Regions from separate parts of the Homo sapiens genome. Here regions 2 and 3 are each linked to region 1. A link is a contact called in ENCODE Hi-C or POLR2A ChIA-PET data. All regions are on one chromosome and are shown on one strand. Each heading gives the region's core, a stretch centred on a gene start or an enhancer-like site at or near the end of the contact. The rest is flanking DNA. Distances are from core to core; before and after follow the strand shown.

What was found. A loop is a pair of places that touch in the nucleus more often than their neighbours do. ChIA-PET counts read pairs that join two places held with the same protein, here RNA polymerase II (POLR2A). Pooled maps may share reads with other maps.
Region 2: a loop to region 1 is called in a pooled map, with 2.0 times the contacts of the local background. The contact joins two enhancer-like sites. A Hi-C loop is called at or near these places in 1 of 50 pooled maps. POLR2A ChIA-PET finds 5 or more read pairs at or near these places in 2 of 52 experiments (CD4-positive, alpha-beta T cell and K562).
Region 3: a loop to region 1 is called in a pooled map, with 2.3 times the contacts of the local background. The contact joins two enhancer-like sites. A Hi-C loop is called at or near these places in 2 of 50 pooled maps. POLR2A ChIA-PET finds 5 or more read pairs at or near these places in 2 of 52 experiments (activated CD4-positive, alpha-beta T cell and common myeloid progenitor, CD34-positive).

The regions. Positions count from the first base shown.
Region 1 is chr20:34,336,653-34,340,026 of GRCh38, reverse strand. No RefSeq gene overlaps it. Among named protein-coding and RNA genes, the nearest start is that of ITCH, 25 kb to the left of the region's middle. RefSeq lists enhancers at 1,558-1,607, 1,658-1,767. Within about 2 kb of position 1,631, at least 6 of the 41 ENCODE cell types and tissues checked have a DNase peak (open chromatin) inside an H3K27ac peak, as active enhancers do.
Region 2 is chr20:34,434,107-34,437,480 of GRCh38, reverse strand. The region is part of intron 7 of ITCH (itchy E3 ubiquitin protein ligase); the gene reads right to left. Among named protein-coding and RNA genes, the nearest start is that of MIR644A, 31 kb to the left of the region's middle. Within about 2 kb of position 1,705, at least 2 of the 41 ENCODE cell types and tissues checked have a DNase peak (open chromatin) inside an H3K27ac peak, as active enhancers do.
Region 3 is chr20:34,268,750-34,272,123 of GRCh38, reverse strand. It overlaps ASIP (agouti signaling protein), which reads right to left. Exons shown (of 4, transcript NM_001672.3): 4 at 2,780-3,133. The coding sequence ends at 2,957. It also overlaps a transcript of AHCY not described here. Among named protein-coding and RNA genes, the nearest start is that of ASIP, 29 kb to the right of the region's middle. Within about 2 kb of position 1,788, at least 10 of the 41 ENCODE cell types and tissues checked have a DNase peak (open chromatin) inside an H3K27ac peak, as active enhancers do.

The sequences.
Region 1 (3,374 bases), core at 382-2,881:
TCCAGCCTAGGTGACAGAGTAAGACCACTTCTCAAAAATAAATAAATAGGCCGGGCGCGGTGGCTCACGCCTGTAATCCCAGCACTTTGGGAGGCTGAGGTGGGCAGATCATGAGGTCAGGAGATCGAGACCAGCCTGGCTAACACGGTGAAACCCCGTCTCTACTAAAAATTAGCCGGGCGTGGTGGCGGGCGCCTGTAGTCTCAGCTACTCTGGAGGCTGAGGCAGGAGAATGGCGCGAACTCTGGAGGCGGAGGTTGCAGTGAGCCGAGATCGCGCCATTGCACTCCAGCCTGGGCGACAGAGTGAGATTCTATCTCAAAAAGTAATAATAATAAATAATAAATAAATAAATAGGAATAAAAATAATTTATCTTAAGCTGGCCTTGGTCATAAGAAGGAGGCATTCAGTCAGGCACATATGCTAGTTACTGCTGAACCCCTGATGAAAGAGATAAAATCTGGTTAAAGTTCCCTGATTAAGCCAGGTGCTGTGGCTCACGCCTGTAATCCCAGCACTTTGGGAGGCCAAGGCGGGCGGATCACCTGAAGTCGGGAGTTCGAGACTAGTCTGACCAACATGGAGAAACCCCATCTCTACTAAAAATACAAAATTAGCCGGGCATGGTGGCACATGCCTGTAATCCCAGCTACTCCGGAGGCTGAGGCAGGAGAATTGCTTGAACCTGGGAGGCGGAGGCTGCGGTGAGCTAAGATCCCACCATTGCACTCCAGCCTGGGCAACAAGAGCAAAACTCTGTCTCAAAAAAAAAAAAAAAAAAAGTTCCCTGATTAAAAAACAAAGCTGCCAGGAGTGGTGGCTCATGCCTGTAATCCCAGCACTTTGGGAGGTCAAGGCGGGTGGATCACCTGAGATCAGAAGTTCGAGACCAGCCTGGCCAACGTGGCAAAACCCCGTCTCTACAAAAAATACAAAAATTAGCAGGATGCGGTGGCGCAAGCCTGTATTCCCAGCTACTCAGTATGCTGAGGCACGAGAATCGCTTGAACCTGGGAGGTGGAGGTTACAGTGAGCTGTGATCGTGCCACTGCACTACATACAGCCTGGGTGATAGAGGGAGACTTTGTCTCAAAAAAAAAAACCAAAACAAACAAACAAACAAAAAAAACAGAGGCCTGGCCTGGTGGTTCATGCCTGTAATCTCAGCAGTTTGGGAGGCTGAGGTGGGTGGATCACTTGAGGTCAGGAGTTCAAGACCAGCTTGGCCAAAATGGTAAAACCCTGTCTCTACTAAAAATACAAAAATTAGCCAGGCATGGTGGCGGGCGCCTGTAATCCCAGCTACTCAGGAGGCTGAGGCAGAAGAATTGCTTGAACCCGGGAGGTGGCGGTTGCAGTGAGCCAAGATCACACCACTGCACTTCAGCCTGTGCAACAGAGCGAGTCTCCATCTTGAAAACAAAAACAAAAACCACCAAAGTTGGTGTCAAGCCCAGCACAGGGCAGAGCCTGCATGTGAGAGCTAAGTGGCTTCCGCTGTGGGGAGAAGCTTCCTGGGGCAGGGCAGGGCGTTGAGCAGCACCTGAGAGTCCGGAGGCATTGACAATTTATTATTTCCATCCAATAAAGCATTCATACCTTGCTGTCTTGCTTCATTTTCTTCCCCCAACAACCCGGAAGCAAATATTCGCTATTTCTGCTTGGCAGACGAGGAGATGAGGCTCAAGGGGTTGAGTAACTTGACAAAGGACAAATCGGTAGCAGAGCTAAAATTTTTGTTTAGGTCTTTTTTTTTGAGATAGGGTCTCACTCTGTTACCCATGCTAGGGAACAGCGGCGCCATCACAGCTCACTGCAATCTCCACCTCCCGGGGTCACGTGATCCTCTAACCTCAGCCTCCTGAGTAACTGGGACTACAGGCTAGTGTATCACAGGACCAGCTAATTTTTGGTAGAGACGGGGTTTCCCCATGTTGGCCAGGCTGGTCTTGAACTCCTGACCTCAAGTGATCTGCCTGCCTCATCCTCCCCAAAGCACTGGGATTACAGGTGTGAGCCACTGTGCCCAACCCAGCAGAGCTAAAATTTAAACCTGCTTCTCAGAGATAAATTAAGGAGCAAAGGAAGCCTTTGTTGGATAGCTTCCAGAGGTTGGGAATGTCCCTGGAAAGTGCTGAGATGGAGTCAATTCTGTTGACTGGGGACTCCTAGTAGATAAGCAAGAAATTAGTTGATAAGTTCTAGTGGTGGGGATGATGAAGACTGAGCACCCGAAGGGGAATGCTTGCAGAGTGATAAATAGTCCCTACACTGCCTTCTAGGGAGATCAAGTTTCCCCATGGGGCTTCTGTCTTAGGAGGTTCTATGAAAATGTAGTCAGAGCTGAATTGCCAGGAAAATGAAGAGACTGGGGGTTGCTACTTCATCTTTCCTTTTGGCCCTTCCTCATATAGCTCTCAACCTCTCCTCTTGATTAGTGGAGACCATATAATAATACAGCAATATTGGTTCCTATCTGCTGTGCATTTGCTATGAGCCAGACTCTTCTTATTTTTATTTATTGGTTTATTTATTTTTTGAGACAGGGTCTTGTTCTGTGGCCTAGGCTGGAGTGCAGTGGTACAATCACAGCTCACTGTAGCCTCAACTTCCCAGGCTCAAGCGATCCTCCCACCTCAGCCTCCCGAGTAGCTGGGACTATAGGCGCACATCACCATGCCCAGCTAATTTTTGTATTTTTTGTAGAGACGGGGTTTCACTGTGTTGCCCAGGCTGGTCTCAAACTCCTGGGCTGAAGCGATCCACCTACCTTGGGCTACCAAAGTGTTGGGATTACAGGCGTGAGCCACTGCACCCAGCTTAGCCAGATTCTTTTCATGTATCATATGGAATCCTCATGATTATATAAAGCAAGTCCTCCCATCATCCTCATTTTAAGGAAAAGGAGGCAAAGTGTGATTGTATTCATTGTCTGTGGCTGTGTCAGGAATTACCCCAAAACTACAAAGCTTAAAACAGCAATAAACATTTATTACCTCAGGTATTTTCTATAGGCAAGGAATTCAGGAGCTGATTAGTTGAGTGATTCTCACCAGAAACATCTCATAAGTTTCAAGATGTTGACCAGGGCTGCAGTCATCTGGAAGCTGGACTGGGGTTGGAGGATACAGTTTCAAGCGGGCCCGTGCACACGGCTGGCAAAGCAGTTGGCTGTTGGCAAGCAGTCTCAGTTACTTCTTGCTGTGTGTGTCCCTGCATTGGGCTGTGCTTATAACATAGCATATAACATTGAGTGTGCTTATAACATAGCAGCTAAGTTCCCTTAGGGCAAGTGATCCAAGAGAGCAAGATGGAAGCTGCAGTCTCTTTGTTTTTTTGTTTGGTTTTGTTTTTGAGACGGAGTCTCGCTCTG
Region 2 (3,374 bases), core at 456-2,955, 97 kb before region 1:
TTTAAAAAGTAGCTGGGCATGGCAGGGCACGCCTGTAGTCGAAGCTACTCAGGAGGCTGAGGTGGGAGGATTGTTTGAGTCTGGGAAGTGGAGGTTGCAGTGAGCTGAGCTTGCGCCACTGCACTCCAACCTGGGAGACAGAGTGAGACCCTGTCTCAAACAAACAAAGAAACAGAGAGGCAGTACCATGTATTAAATTTTTTTTCTGTAAAACATGTATTGCAATGATTTATTTTTAATAAAAACAGTATAACATGATGTTTTGATATACATAGTGAAAAAAAGTACTACAGTCAAGCTAATTAACATCTCTCTCTCCTCACATAGTTTTTTTCTTTTTCCTTTTTTTTTTGAGACAGCGTCTCATTCCATCGCCCAGGCTGGAGTGCAGTGGTGTGATCTCGGCTCACTGCAACCTTCACCTACCAGGTTCTAGCAGTTCTCATGCCTCAGCCTCCCGAGTAGGTAGGACTACAGGCACCTGCCACCACGCGCAGCTAATTCTTTTGTGTATTTCGTAGAGACAGGGTTTCGCCATGTTGCCCAGGCTGGTCTTGAACTCCTGACCTCAAGCAATCCTCCCTCCTTGGCCTCCCAAAGTGCTACAATTACAGGCACGAGCCACTGCGTACCAGTCCTCATATTTTAAAAGACATTTTCAAACTGTGTACCACAGAAATCCTTTAGGGCCTTTCTATTCAAAGTGTGGTCTTTAAACCAAACGGACGAGCACTATACAGGAGCTTGTCAGAAATGCACAATCTTCAAAACTATTCTAGACCTACTATATCAGAGCTAGCATTTTAACAAGATCCCCAGATTATATATGTGGACAGTAAGGTATGACAAGCACTACTTTGGGGGTTCCCCAAATGCTTATAATAGAGGGAACACCTCAGTAATTGGCAGTCAGCACCTGATTAGTGTTGACTACCTGCAGAACATGGTCTGAATGCAGGAAGAGTCAGCTTTGACACTGCTTCTCTTCTTCTAAGTGAGGTTTCCAAAACCATTTTAAGACTGCGTATTGCCTCTCCATGCTATTTTAAGACGTTCCTAACTAGTTTGAAAGAAGAGTTCCTGCTGCTTTTTAAATAACAGATAACAATGAGTAGAATAGACCAAAAATTGGGAAATTAAGGTTTCTAGCTCTGACTCTGCTACTGATGAGTTATGTGACCCAAGAATGCATCCTAAAATGTATTATCTTGACTACAAGATGCCTAAAAATCTTTCAGCTAGAAAATTCATACTAAATTGCACATTCAGTGCTAGACAAGTTTTAGGGATATGTGAGGGAGAAGGAACATTCAGTGCATGAGATAAACCTACTATGATAAAGGTACAGCAGAAACAGGATTCCAAAAATGCTATGATTTGTTGCTGGGGATTAAAATTTGGGGAATTTTAACATCAATGCTGTACACCCTTATAACATTTTGATCTCAATTTTTCAATGGAGTCATCTGATAACCCGTACAACTCCTTAAATTTCCTTGATACTTAGAATTGTTCCTCTTCCTAGATCTTGAACTCTAAAATCCCTCTAACTACAACTTCCTATTTATTCTACCTGCCTCCTACAGTATCTTTTATTCAGTCTCATCACAACCTTCAACTCCTTCCAGAATCTTTACAGTTCATCAGCTCACTTCACGCCTCACTTGGGCTTCATCATAGGCTACTTTCCCTAGTAGTTTCAATTCCTTCACCCTTGCCCAACTGCTTCCCCTCCCAGAAATTCTTCCACCACAACTAACCCCTCATCTACTTTTTACACTACTATTCTCTCAGACCAACAAGTAATGCTGGAGAATGTTCCAGTTGAGAAGTCAGGTGTATTTTAGTGGAGTAAATAAACTAAGTAAAGTAGCATATTAAAGGGCAGGCTGCTCTACAAACAATTCTAATAAATTTTCCACTGGGCCCAGTAAAGAAAAGGTCAGAGGTTTTCACTACCAATTATTAAAGACAAAAACTCTTTTCTCCCCTCTTATTAAAAAGAAGAAATCGGCCGGCTGCAGTGGCTCACGCCTGTAATCCCAGCACTTAAGGAGGCCAAGGTGGACAGATCACTTGAGGTCAGGAGTTTGAGACTAGCCTGGCTTATATGGCGAAACCCCATCTCTACTAAAAATACAAAAATTAGCTGGGTATGGTGGCATGCGCCTATAGTCCCAGCTACTCGGGAGGCTGAGCTGGGAGGATCGCTTGAACCCAAGAGGCTGAGGTTGTGGTAAGCGGAGATTGTGCTACTGCACTCCAGCCTGGGCAACAGAGCAAGACTCTGTCTCAAAAAAAAAAAACCCAAAAACAAACAAACCAAAAAATCACAGCTCAAGACTCCTGGGAGCTAGGGAATTATAAATGACGGATGACTTTGACAACCTAGTAGTAAAACCATGGGTTTAATGAGATTAGTGTGCTGGTATTAAAATTAATGGGAATAAAGAAATTAATAATTTGGTAGGACAAAAAGCTCTAAGTCCTATACAATCATACAGACCTAGGCAAAAGATAGAAAAAAATTAAAATTGTGCTTCAGTCTATGTATTTGTATTTATAGAGTATTCAAATACCTAAAACTGGATTATGTCAAAGAGACCAAGCCAACATTGGCTACAGCTGACATTATTCAACAACTTTAATTGGGTTATCTATATTGTTTAGAAATCAATCAGTTTCTACATCTCTAATCCACTCCTGGACCCATCCCCAGTGCCCCTTGCAAACCTTTTCCATCTCCTCAAATTGCTAATACCAATCTGTAGCTATCCCTGACTCTTCCTCTTCCCTAAAAATAATGATTATCTGCTATCCCTCAACTTTCTCCCATACCTTAAAATTTCTCTGTGCCACTAACCATCTCCATCTGTTTCCCATGTCTGAAAAAGTCTCTCTCCCCTTCTTCAAGGATGATTTGCCTATCATGTCCTGGATGGCAGACTATATCCTCTAGGACTGCCCAACATCTTTTAATGCTTTCTTGCATCTTCATTATATTCCTTTCTTATAGACCTTTTGTCTTACTCTACAAATATAATCAAGCACCCAAACCTAAAATGTTTCCTCAATCCTATCTGTTCCTCAAGCTGTCTTCCCATTCCCCTTTCCTTCACTATACTCTTTTTTAAAATGCAGTTAATATAGTTAGTGCATTTTATTTTATTTTTCCCTTAGGGTTTTCCTCTGTCACCCAGGCTGGAGTGCCGTGGCACAACCATGGTTTACCACAGCCTCAGCCTCCCAGACTCACATGATCCTCCCGCCTCACCTCCCAGGCTCATATGATCCTCCCGCCTCAGTCTCCTGAGTAGCTGGGAATACAGGCATGCACCACCATACCCAGCTAATTTTTGTATGTTTTTGTAGAG
Region 3 (3,374 bases), core at 539-3,038, 68 kb after region 1:
CATTCCTGTGGCTTTGCTTGGAAGACATTGTCCGCTTGGCTCCTCTAGCACCCCTCAGGGGCTATTTTTTTTTTTTTGGAGGCACGTTGTATAATCTTTCCTTTGAGGTCCCCAAGTCTCCCCAGGAGACTAACCCTCTACCTTTTTTTCTCTCAAGCTAGCTAGAGTTCTTTCTGTTGTTTGCACCTAAAATACTCTGACTGATTTACTTCTCACTTTGTAAACGTGGAAATGGTAGCATCAAAAGTGACTTGTTCAGGCTGGGTGTGGTGGCTCATAGCCTGTAATCCCAGAACTTTGGGAGGCTGAGGTGGGCAGATAGTTTGAGGTCAGGATTTTGAGACCAGCCTGGCCAACATGGTGAAACCCTGTCTCTACTAAAAATACAAAAATTAGCTGGTGTGTTGGCGCATGCCTGTAATCCCAGCTACTCGGGAGGCTGAGGCAGGAGAATCACTTGAACCTGGGAGGCAGAGGCTGTGGTGAACCCATATTGCGCCACTACACTACAGCCTGGGTGACAGAGCAAGACTCCGTCTCAAAAAAAAAAAAAAAAAAGGCTTGTTCAACGCCACACTATGAGAACTTTGGGCACAAGTTTAAGGCTATGCCCTTCAGGAAGAAATGATCCTGAATCAATCAGTGGCCACAAAGGTAGGGCAAATCTTCCTAGGTCAAGTTCACCCTATGTGTGTGAGACAGAAATAGAATGAATAATGGTGTTGGAGACGGCGGTCCCAGATTCTCACAACAATCAAACCATAACTCTGAGTCACAAATGTGAGTTTCAGTTCTGGTCATTAGACCAGCAGAGTTTTGAGAGGCCCAGGACCATGCTCTTAGCACTTTAGGCTTGAGGAGGAATTCTGAAAAGGAGAAGGAGGTGGGGCGTGGTGGCTCATACCTGTAATCCCAGCACTTTGGGAGGCTGAGGCGGGTGGTTCACTTGAAGCCAGGAGTTTGAGACCAGCCTGGCCATCATGGCGAAACCCTGTCTCTACTAAAAATACAAAAATTAGCTACTTGGGAGGCTGAGGTTGGGGGATAGCTTGAGCCTGGGAGTTGGAGGCTCCAGTGAGGCAAGATTGCACCACTGCACTCCCACCTGAGTGACAGAGTGAGACTCTTTCTCAAAACAAACAAACAAACAAACAAAAGCAAGAACTGGCTGGGCCCAGTGGCTCATGTCTGTAATCTCAGCACTTTGGGAGGTTGAGGCAGGAGGATTGCTTGAGGCCAGGAGTTTGAGACCAGCTTGAGCAACATAGCAAGACCCCATCTCTAAAGAAAAACCAAAACTGATAGTCTGAGGGAATAGACCACATATGCTAACAACGGTTCTAACCTCTAACAAGAGACAATGGCCATGGGTCACTGGCCCATAAGCTCTGTAAGGAGAGGATCCATATTGGACTTCTTCACCACTATGTCCACAGCACCTGGCACACACTAGGTGCTCAATACACATTTGCTGAATGAATGAATGAATGGGTTGGTCTTCCATGTGGTTGTCTGGACCCAGCAGCCAAGTGGCTTTGTTACTAATCGACTGAGTCTTTAGCTTTGCATCCTGGCCTCACCCCTGGGGGCCAAATGGTGCCTGCTTGGTGAACAGTGTCTGGAAAACACGAGGAGTGACTGCGGTATCTTCCCAATATGACATTTACTCAGCAGCAACTGTGGTACAAGGAACAAAAGGTTCTTGCCCTGTAGGACTGCAACCTAAATAACAGAAAACAAAACAAGCATCTGGCAGCTTTCCTGTGTGGGGGTGTGTGTGTTTGTTTCTTGTGTTAAGGAACAGAGAGGGAACAGGACACTACCTTGGATTTATAACAAGAACAGGAATGATTATTTCCTTTTTTTTTTTTTTAACCAGAGTTTCACTCTGTGGCCAAGCCTGGAGTGCAGTGGTGTGATCATAGCTCACTGCAGCCTCCAACTCCAGGGCTCAAGTGATTCTCCTGACTTAGCTGCCTGAGTAGCTGGGACTACCGGTGCATGCCACCACACCCGGCTAATTTTTAAAACTTTTTGTACAGACCGGTGGGGTGGCGGGGAGTCTCTCACTATGTAGCCCAGGCTGGTCTTGAACTTCTGGCCTCAAGTGATCGTCCAGCCTCGGATTTCTTTCTTTTTTCTTGTTTTTTTTTTTTTTTTTTTTTTTTTTTTTTTTTAAGACAGAGTTTCTCGCTCTTGTTGCCCAGGCTGGAGTGCAACGGCGTGATCTCAGCTCACTGCAACCTCCGCCTCCCGGGTTCAAGCGATTCTCCTGCCTCAGCCTCCCAAGTAGCTGAGATTTACCGCATGCGCCACCACACCCAAATAATTTTATATTTTTTGTAGAGACGGGGTTTCTCCATATTGGTCAGGATGGTCTCGATCTCCAGACCTCAGGAGATCCGCCCGCCTCGGCCTCCCAAAGTGCTGGGATTACAGGCGTGAGCCACCGCGCTTGGCCTCTTTCTTTCTTTCCGTTTTTTTTTTCCCCTGGGGAGAGGGGAGCACCTAGGAGGAAATGTGTGAGACTGAAAGGCTGTTCCTTTCTTCCTGGCTGGTCTGAATTTCCTGGTTTTGGAGGCAGCCTCGGGTGTTCCCAGGTTTAAAGGCAGGGGATAGCCTCGTTCCTAACCCCCAGGTCGGCAGCAGCGGTGACTGGGAGTGCAGCTGTGAGGCTGGGACGCCCGGGTTTCCTGAGCCCCGGGAGAGCAGCGCGGGACTCCGTGGCGAAGGGACCGAGAACTTTCGGGACCTTTACAGAAACAGCCGCACACCTTCGAGCAGCCTATATATATTGTATTTCGATTTTAGCCCAAGCCAGGTCTCCCTGAAGTCCCATCTCCTGGAACCTCCGCCCGCCTGCAGCCCTGGGAAGCCGCCCTGTTAGGGATCACCCGCCCGAGAAGCGCCCCGCGTCCCCGAAGCCCTGCCTGCTCGCGGCCGGGAGTGGGGGCGCTCAGCAGTTGAGGCTGAGCACGCGGCAGGAGCAGGCGCTGCGGAAGAAGCGGCACTGGCAGGAGGCGCACGGGTCGCAGCAGGCGGGTGCCGGCGGCTTGCAGCTGTTGCGGGTGGCCACGCAGGGCGCAGATAGGGGGGTCCGGGGCCGCACCACTTTCTTCATCGAAGCCTCCTTCTGCGTGGGAAACGCCGGGGCTTTATGAGCCGGCCACGCCCACCCCTCCGGTCCTCACCTCTGCCTGGGAGCTCCTCGGGCTAGGGAGATCCCGGACCAGAGGTTTCCCCGCTGGCTTGCCCACCGCCCACCGCCCGCTCCCCCAGTCAGATTCCCTCACCTCCATCCCCATCCAGACTTACCTGGCTCTTGCCTGGCCCTGGTCGTCTTCTCCCTAGTTTGTGTTTTTTTTGTTTGTTTG